2 separate regions of the Homo sapiens genome follow, and region 2 is linked to region 1. A link is a contact called in ENCODE Hi-C or POLR2A ChIA-PET data. All regions are on one chromosome and are shown on one strand. Each heading gives the region's core, a stretch centred on a gene start or an enhancer-like site at or near the end of the contact. The rest is flanking DNA. Distances are from core to core; before and after follow the strand shown.

What was found. Hi-C counts contacts between places; a loop is a spot of excess contacts on that map. ChIA-PET counts read pairs that join two places held with the same protein, here RNA polymerase II (POLR2A). Pooled maps may share reads with other maps.
Region 2: a loop to region 1 is called in a pooled map, with 2.6 times the contacts of the local background. The contact joins two enhancer-like sites. A Hi-C loop is called at or near these places in 3 of 168 maps with a recorded cell type or tissue (PC-3, Right ventricle myocardium inferior and heart right ventricle) and 5 of 50 pooled maps. POLR2A ChIA-PET finds 5 or more read pairs at or near these places in 8 of 52 experiments (A549, CD4-positive, alpha-beta T cell, Panc1 and 4 more).

The regions. Positions count from the first base shown.
Region 1 is chr3:71,125,586-71,130,163 of GRCh38, forward strand. All of the region lies in intron 6 of FOXP1 (forkhead box P1), which reads right to left. Among named protein-coding and RNA genes, the nearest start is that of FOXP1-AS1, 160 kb to the right of the region's middle. RefSeq lists an enhancer at 4,140-4,578. Within about 2 kb of position 1,851, at least 10 of the 41 ENCODE cell types and tissues checked have a DNase peak (open chromatin) inside an H3K27ac peak, as active enhancers do.
Region 2 is chr3:71,044,493-71,049,070 of GRCh38, forward strand. It overlaps FOXP1 (forkhead box P1), which reads right to left. Exons shown (of 21, transcript NM_001349338.3): 10 at 2,450-2,603. Among named protein-coding and RNA genes, the nearest start is that of FOXP1-AS1, 240 kb to the right of the region's middle. Within about 2 kb of position 2,529, at least 4 of the 41 ENCODE cell types and tissues checked have a DNase peak (open chromatin) inside an H3K27ac peak, as active enhancers do.

The sequences.
Region 1 (4,578 bases), core at 601-3,100:
AAAAACTTTGGTCATCTGATACACAGTTGTGCTCACAGAGTTGTGCTCAAAAAGTGACAATGATCTTTTGAACTTCCAGTAACCATGGTTTAGCATAAGATGGAACTTGAGTCTCCAGGCATGAAGAAGTAAGGATTCTCTGGGAATATGGGGGAATTACTGACCCTGAGAGAATAACAGAAATTACAAAGAAATAGAAGTTTGCTTTGAAAAACATTAATGTATGTCCACAGAAGCAGCATACATAGTGGTTGAATGCACACCAATCACTGTGTCTGGATTTGAAGCCCAATTCTACCATTCGCTAGCTGTGTGACCTGAGACAAGTTACTTAACCTCTCTGTGTCTTAGTTTCTTCTTCAATAAGAATGGGAGGAACTGAAAGTACCTATGTCAAATTGATACATGTAAAGTGCATAGTCTAGAGCCTCACACTCAATAAGTAACAAGTGATTTTGAAAAGTGCTGTATAACTATAGATTATGAAAGTAATAACTTCATGGTAGAAGATATGTAAAATGTATACATGAATTGGGAGAAAAATAAAAAATATGACACCATCACCTGCAATGACACATTGTCAGCATTTGGGGATATGATTAAGAAAAGAAATTTTTGGCCGGGCGTGGTGGCTCACACCTGTAATCCCAGCAATTTGGGAGGCCAAGGCGGGCGGATCACCAGGTCAGGAGATCGAGACCATACTGGCTAACACAGCGAAACCCCGTCTCTATTAAAAATACAAAAAAAAAAATTAGCCAGGCGTGGTGGCAGGCGCCTGTAGTCCCAGCTACTCTGGAGGCTAGGGCCAGAGAATGGCGTGAACCCGGAAGGCAGAGCTTGCAGTGAGCCGAGATGACACTACTGTACTCTAGCCTGGGCCACAGAGTGAGACTCTGTCTCAAAAAAATAATCAAATAAATAAAAATAAAAAGAAAAGAAAAGAAATTTTCTTGGGCCAAGCACTGTGGCTCACGCCTGTAATCCCAGCACTTTGGGAGGCCGAGGCAGGGAGACCGCTTGAGCCCAGGAGTTGGAGACCAGCCCAGGCAACATGGCAAAACTCCGTCTCTACTAAAAATACAAAAATTAGCCAGGTGTGATGGTGCACACCTGTAGTCCCAGCTACTTAGGAGGACGATGCATGAGAATCCCTTGAACCCGTGAGATGGAGGCTGCAGTCGGCTGAGATAGCACCACTGTACCCCAGACTGGGTTACAGAGCAAGACTCTGTCTCAAAGAAAAAAACGAAACAAACAAACCAAAAAGAAAAAAAAAAACAAACAAAAAAAAAAAACAAAAACAAAAAAAAAAAGAAAGAAGAAAAAAGAAAAGAATATTTCTTAAGCAAAAACTGGAATCATTTTGTATGGTCTTTTGAAAATTACATTTTGAAATTAAAAGCACATTTTGAGTAGAGATTTTTTTTTCAAATCTAATTTCTATATTCAGGTTCCAACAAACAAACAGCTTCAGGAGCCAAACAACCCAGGCACCTCCACCCTACTGTGGAGTTTTCTGGAAAAGCTTTCAACGAAGGAGTCTGAACAGTAAATGGCACTTGTCTAATTTTTACACTGTGCTTTAGAAACCCAGGAAGGAGGCCCACGGCACTCCAGAATTGAAGAATCACACAGTACCATACCAGGTTAACAGCAGGTTTCAATTCTTTTGCCCCCAAAGCATGAAACTACAGAGCAACCGCTGACTTAACTTTGCAGCGCCCATAAGCAGTACTGTATCTGTTTCTTCACAAAGAACAAACTTGACTTGATTTTTGTGGAAGTTAAATTGCCAACATCATATTGAGTTAAAGAGAAACAAAACAAAAATCAGAAGTTTCAGCCCATGCTGTATCTTTAAAAAAAATACATCCTTTGACCCTAAATAGATTAAAATAAAGAACGATTAGTCTTCACCACCTCCTCCCTCCCCCAACCATCAACATCATGCACTAGCTATATTTTCCAGGCCAGTTTCTTCATGGTAAAACACTTTCTCATGAGACTGCCTGTGGTCAGGGCTGACTATGTCACAGGAAAAAATGCTTCTCATGATCTCTAGATCACAGCGCTTCCAGGTCTAGCCTGAGCATTAAATACAGACACACCCGGAAATTGTAAATGATTTTAACAACAGGACATTTTCCCACCTCAAAACTGGGATAATCTTTGCAGCCTACCTATGTCCCTGGGGTGTTCTGAGTATTAACAAGTTAGCATTAGTCAGGCACTTTGATTTCTACAGACAAAGGGCTCCGTATAAATACAAAGTATGATTATCCAACCCAACTGCCTTTTGGAGAGAGGCGGAAAGGCCACTGCTTCCATCCTTGTCTTCTCAAGGGCAAAGCAACCTCCTAGTTATCTGCAGGGCAATACTCATGAAAGTTGCACTGTATCTGAGCCTCTGCTGCACCGTTCCCTTATATAGTCAAGGAAGAGGGAATCCCTTCTGTGTGCATATTTTCAATTCACATTCCAAAACAGTATAGGCAATGAAACAGATTTTCAGTTGTGATTTATAGGTCTTGATACGACTGGGCCAGGCACTGTGCTAGAATCACGCACATCACTTCTTCAGGATGTGGAGAAGTAAGGAAGCCCCTACAGAAAATCATGTTCCGGTATTTAAAGAATGTGCCAGTATGCGCACATATATCAGTGAATGCCTACATATTAAGAATGATTTCACAAAGCCATGCAAACCCCACTTGAGAACTAAAAAAAAAAAAAACGCAAATTTTAAATCTAAATTTAATATAGATTTGAGCCTTTCCCTTGGCCTCTGGAGGAATCAATTTGAGATAATGACAGCCTTGAAGATAATGAAATGGGTTACATAATATTAAAGACTAGAAGGTATTTCTGAGGGACACAGACATATAAGTAGACTCTCTGTATTACAGCACCTGCCTAACATCTTTAAAGAGAGGGGCAAAATGTTGGCCTCTGATAAATTACGTTGTACCCTAGCCACAGACACTATGGTATACTTTCCTTTAGTTGAGCTATTCATGTTTAGCTTTAAACATCAGAATATAGCCTTCGACAAAACGGTAAGAGTCACTGGTTTGTCCAATGGTATTATTATTTAAAACACACACACATACACCACACAGTCGAACTACTGAGGCAGACATTCCTAAGTGAACTGTCTAGAAAAAGCTAAATTAATGAACCAAGTAATCCTGGGAAATCCTGTCCCATAAAACCATTAGTTGCAATAGGCTAATTCTCAATAAAAAGCCTGGCAAATTCTCAGAAGGCAAAAAGCCTCCTGAGCCTTAAGGGTTAACTCACTTGCCTTAAAAAAAAAAAGACACATATAATTTCCTTTTATCATAAGACAATGCATTTATTATTTTCTGTATATCTGTTAAAGGGCATGGCTTTCGGAGTGGAAAACAAAACAGAACTTGGTCACATGTTTATTTGCTTCAGCTACTCCCTTCCCCTTCTGATAAATAATCAAACATGCCATCCAGAAAAAACAAAACGAGCGAGCTGGGAAATTTGATGGTCATCAAATAGACTAAGATACCAAGAAAAGCAGCCCACTGTTCCCACACTGAGTTTTCGGCCCCCACACCTACACTAACATCTGAGTAAATACCTTCAGTCACTCTTTCCATTTTCCCTGCAATTACTCCTACTGTTAAACAAATTGTCCTTAAGGCAGTCGCAAACATCTTATTTTTTCTTGCAAAAGAGAACAACTTCTGAACATTCAAAAAAGCCACCATAGCGATAGCAATACACACACATGCACACACACATACATACAATTATTTTATGTATCTAAATGTTTCTTCTATGAGAGGTTTGGACAACCCCAGAGCATATTTCTTTCTCTATTCTAATAGATGCTGTTTTAGATACTAAAATTTAAAAATATTTAGACTGCGGACTAGCAAACGAGGTTCACAGTAATAACAATTCTCTTAAGATCAAAAGAGCTTATTTTCCATTTCCTGTCTATTCCCTGACCACCATATAGTTAAAAAAGAAATATTAACACCTGGCTTACCAATTAAACTGAAGTTGGGGGTCAGGGAAGGGGGGTGTGGAGGGAGGGGAGAGAGGCAAAAGGAGTGACTACAGACAGGAAAAGGTGGAACCTTTTTCAAAAATGTCAAATCATGTGTTTAAAAAGTCATTTCAACAGAAAGGACTAAGAGAGCCGTTAGATTGCTCTTCTACTCAGAGCCAGGAGGCAGCCCAAGTCCAAGGGCTTTTCCTGCTATACTGATTATCCACAAGGAAAATTTTGAAAAGAGCCTTCCAACATCAAAGTTAACAACCATCACGGAAAGTGAGGCAGGCTTTCCCTTTCCCTCTGCAGCCCACTCCGTTGAAACAATAGGAATATGAATGAGATAATGACCGTGCGTGTTTCAGCAGTCTGACTTTTATTGGCATGAAATTGGTACAAATATTACCAAGACCGATTCACAAATGATGACGGTGTCGTGATGCAAACATCAGGGGACAATTCTGTAGATGCAGAATTACAAAGGCACCATCCCCACATTCTCTTACTACTTGTGATAACAGGAAGAAAAAGAAGGCAACACG
Region 2 (4,578 bases), core at 1,279-3,778, 80 kb before region 1:
ATCCCTCCATTTCCTATTATAAAACCTTCAGGGAAAAAAAGGCCTTCAAAATATTAATTCTCTATCTATTCCTATACTTGACATTTACATGTTTAAGGTTAACTCGGCAAGGCCATGAACAGGTATGTAAAATAATCTTGATGATTTCATTATGAAGTGGGCATTACCAGTATTTTTAACAGATAACCCCCAAGTCTTGCAACATTTCTTTTTCCAGGACAACTGGCCCCTTCATTATAAAAGAAAATGCAGGCACAGGTTTAAAAAATGTATGTTGTGGGGACAGATGACAGATTACTGTTCATGGAACTCAATTTTACAACCCCAGGTATCACTGGCTCAAAGACAAACAGAGTTGATCAACCTTTTTTTGTCCTTGTACATCCATACCCAGGTGACCATGTTCAAGCAAGCAGAAAGTTGATTTAAACCTCATAATGACATCAGTTTTAAGCCATCATCTCTCTGATAAAAAAAAATTGTGTTCTAGTCCAACATGACTGAATTCTCTAGCCACTTGAGGTGAGGGAGTGGGGGGACAAAACCAACCTCCTGATTCAGAGAGATGGAAATAACACTGGTAGTTCACTTTACTGCAAGAACCTGACACCAGAAATATTTATATTTACATTTATGCCATCTTGGGCACACACAGAGGCACCCCTTAGATTTCAAATATGCTTCTTCCTAATGCTGCAGGGGCTAATAGTTATAGCAGACTGCTAAGCCTATCAATCAATGCCATGACTAGTGAATTACCTACCAGTGTCTCTGATATGTTACTGCAGAGATTACACTTCATGCATCACCACATTCATTTCTTTCACATTACACATGAGCTTGTCTTGTCACTGCCCAATTGCCCTCTTTTGGACAGCTTAACTGATGTACTATAACAATGAACCTTAGTGAGCAAACTTGATGAGAGAGGTTGGAGCTCAAGTCCGGTAGGTGTGTCAGAACAGCCTGCCATATTTCCAACAATAAACCCAAAGGTGTAATTAACACACGCTATGACATTCTGCAAGCACAAAAATGCATTAACTGATGTACATATATATATTCTTTCTTTTCTCCTTGTATTGCTCAGTTACGACATCTTCTATTTTGACAATGGAGATGCTGAGTATGTATCAAGCAGCTGAGCAGTCATGGCAGAAAGGAGTGGAGGGGCAAGAGAGAAGTTAAGAGGAAAAAGCCCTGGTCTCGATACTAAAAACAAAATCAGCCTCATAAGGGACAGAAGTTGGGTGTGGTGGACTCAAGGGAAAAGATTCAAATGCAGACATGCTTCCCTGACTTCACTTGACACCAAAAGTTACCAAACAAATGGCCATGCTTTAAGCAACACGAAGGAGTTTCCACATTTTTAACCTTCTTTAGAAGGCAACTGAATCCAAGACAGCAGTGGCTTTAGCTATCAGCCTTTAAGGTACATATAAACCAACATCCAAATCTACTAGAGTTCAAAGAACTGCTGCCCTTGAGGAGGCAACTCAAATCTGCCCTACCATGCATAGATGGAGGAATTGTGTTTCAAAACACAGGCATGGCACTTTCTACTTTCTCTTTCCTTCCTGCCTGCCTGTCCGCCCTCCCTCCCTCTTGACATCCCTTCCTCCTTCCCTCCCACCTTCCTTTCTAGTTCTGAATAATCCATCTGCTTTCACATTACATATGTGAAAGTCAGAGTTGCTTAAACCAAGAGGATGTCCTAAAAACACCTAGAGTTCCCATTTGTTTCTGATGTCCATCACCCTTGGGATAAAATGTCAGTGGGCTTTGTAAAAGAAATTTACTAAATGTATAAAATCTTACTTTTCATGTGATCTCAGTTGTTGAGGAACTGGAGATGGAAGTGGTACCTGTTCTGATGAGTGTAGAACTAATTTGCTCAAAAATCAACAGATGAATGCAAAAAGAAAAAAAAAGGAAACTAAACAAAGTTTTCCTTTTTATAAGAGAAAGTGGTTGATTTCTATCGTTTACAGAAAAATAAACCTGAATTTATCCCTAGATATTAAAACATGGCATTTATAAAGCATTACTAAGATTTAAAATAGCACATGTTACATGGTATAAAATGTCTTAAATGAATAATAAAAGCCCTCAGGAAAATTCCTTTGTGGTTCCAAACAGAAACACTGCAAGAGTCCATTAAAATGCTCAGTAAGTGAAAAGTAGCGCCTCATTCTCTTACTCCAAGAGTGTCCAACAGTGGGATTGCTCTGTTACAGCTAAGCCTTCAGACCACCCTGAGACTTCATTTTGGCATCAACAAGCATTTCACCTTCTACATGGGTCCATCATTATCCCACTCCACTTTTCTTAAAAGAATCTATGTGCATGTTTTGATGGACAATGTCCTTAACAAATATACCAAGAGACAACCCACCACCTCCACCCAAAGTCTTCACAGAGCTATGCCTTCTGTAAAATCAACGCATACCTTGAGCAAGAGGTTGAAGGGGAAGGGCAGGCTGCCCGGGCTGAATTGTCAGAAGGCCTTGGCGCTGCAAAGACAGGAGGTGCTGCTGCTGTAACTGCTGCATCTGTAAAAGCTGCTGCTGAAAAGCCAACTGCTGGGTAGCCACCTGCTGTTGCTGTAAGAAATCAGGAAGAAAAAATGAGATGGCCACTTCCCAAGGAAGGTTAAAAGTATGGACACTTCAAAACTCACCATCATCATCAAATGCTGAGAATGGTCACTGGAGCTCAGTGGAGGGCTCCGTGTCAAGGTTTAAAAGGGACAAAGCATACCTCCTCTGAGGAGGGGTGGGGAGATGAGCGTGTTATCTTTCTACTGCCCGCTCCCATAAACACATAATTCGTCCATCAAGCCAGCTTTCCCCCCAGTTTGAAAGGTCTGAGTTTTGTCATCAAGATGTAAACTTTTAGACTTTGAAATTTTTAATTATGCACACTAGAGAGAAGACTGCATCACTCTAGTCTGAAGGGGTCTGAACCCCGAACCTTTGAGGTGTAAAAGAACAAGTTGCCTCCCTCCCTGCCTGCACCGGCAGAAGCTTTTAACTACTCTGTTTATCACTTCTGACATAAATAAATGAGAAAAAATCAGACCTTTGAAGAAGAAAAACTTCATCTAATATTGTTAATTAGCCATGACAAACGATGAAATAACATTGTAAATCTTTCACAGAAACAGCCACTAGATTTTAATTACACACATTCATAATTTAGCAAACAACATCGTACTCGACTGTGAGTTTAACATGAACGACAGTCTAAGCTTCAGATGCCTTAACATGGCTTTAGTCTCAGAAACTCCCAGGTCTGGTGGCTTGTCCTGCTTCCCCCATCTGCTTTGTTCTTGAAAAGAAGGGGCTTTACGATATGATAAATATCTTTTTGTTGATTGGACAATGACAGGAGGAAAACTTTTGTTGTGTAAAACATCAATACATCATTCCTGTGTTTAGCAGGCCTTGCTTCAGCCAAAAAAATTAATGTAGATTTCCTCAGTAATTATCTGAGTGATAGAAAGATAATACAGTGCAGTAGTACAATAAATAGAAGGAAATTATCTAATATCCTTAATCTGCTAGCAATCGTATCGAGGTGGAGGTCTTAGCCACATTATGGCTAACAATTATAAAAGGAAAACTAACCCTTCCCAAACTGTAGCAAAAAAAAAAGAAAAGTTTCTTCAAGAAAAGAACAAGATCAGTGTTCCTAATTCTGAGTATGATTCAAAAGATCAGAGAGACTTTTACAACTAAAAGGACTATCCAAGCCCTTTCAGAGCTTACATGTTCTGGCTAATAACTATACTTTACAAACAACTGCATTCACTTAACCTAACACATGACCTTGATCTGATACATCCATAAAATGGTATGTATATCAAGACCTTCTGATGCAAAGTTCAAAGAAAGAGAAAAATGGTGGTTTCCTTTCGGTCTTCATGTAGTTTATTTTACAGTAAAAACCATCATTCTCATATTAGCAACCAATTTCAGACTTACTACCATGCCACTGAGAAAGTTAATTGAGTTTCACTCCAAAAAACAAATTCTATACCACTAACAACAAAAATTTAAATAAATTTAAATGAAAAGCCAGTGTTTTCATTTTAAGAACAGCATGCATAAAATGATCCAATTGTTTTCACCCCTTCCCAAGTTATCACATTAATGTAAAACCCAGTGATAGTTATATTCATGTCAAAACGATTTTTTCACTTCTTCAACAGATATTAACTCACAACATTACAAAAAAAAGGGAAGAGAAAAAAACAACATTGACACAATAAAAGATCAGGGAATTAGCTTTTCTGAAAGCAGACTATAATGGGGGGGGTACAGCTGGAGGTGGGGGAGGGTGTTTCCTGCCTTACTGTAAATGAAATGTTTAAAAATTTTGTATTTATGTAAAATGACTGATGCCTTTTCTGTTGTCTCTGTGGCCATCCCTAGGAAAAAGCTCATGAAAGCTGTCTACGTTTGAAAAGCCAGGATATAAAAGTATACAAGGCCCATTGTCCAAAGAAAGAATTTAAAAGCAACACCGGTTGCCAAACTGCGCTCCCCACCCAGTTACCAAACACAGGATACGGGT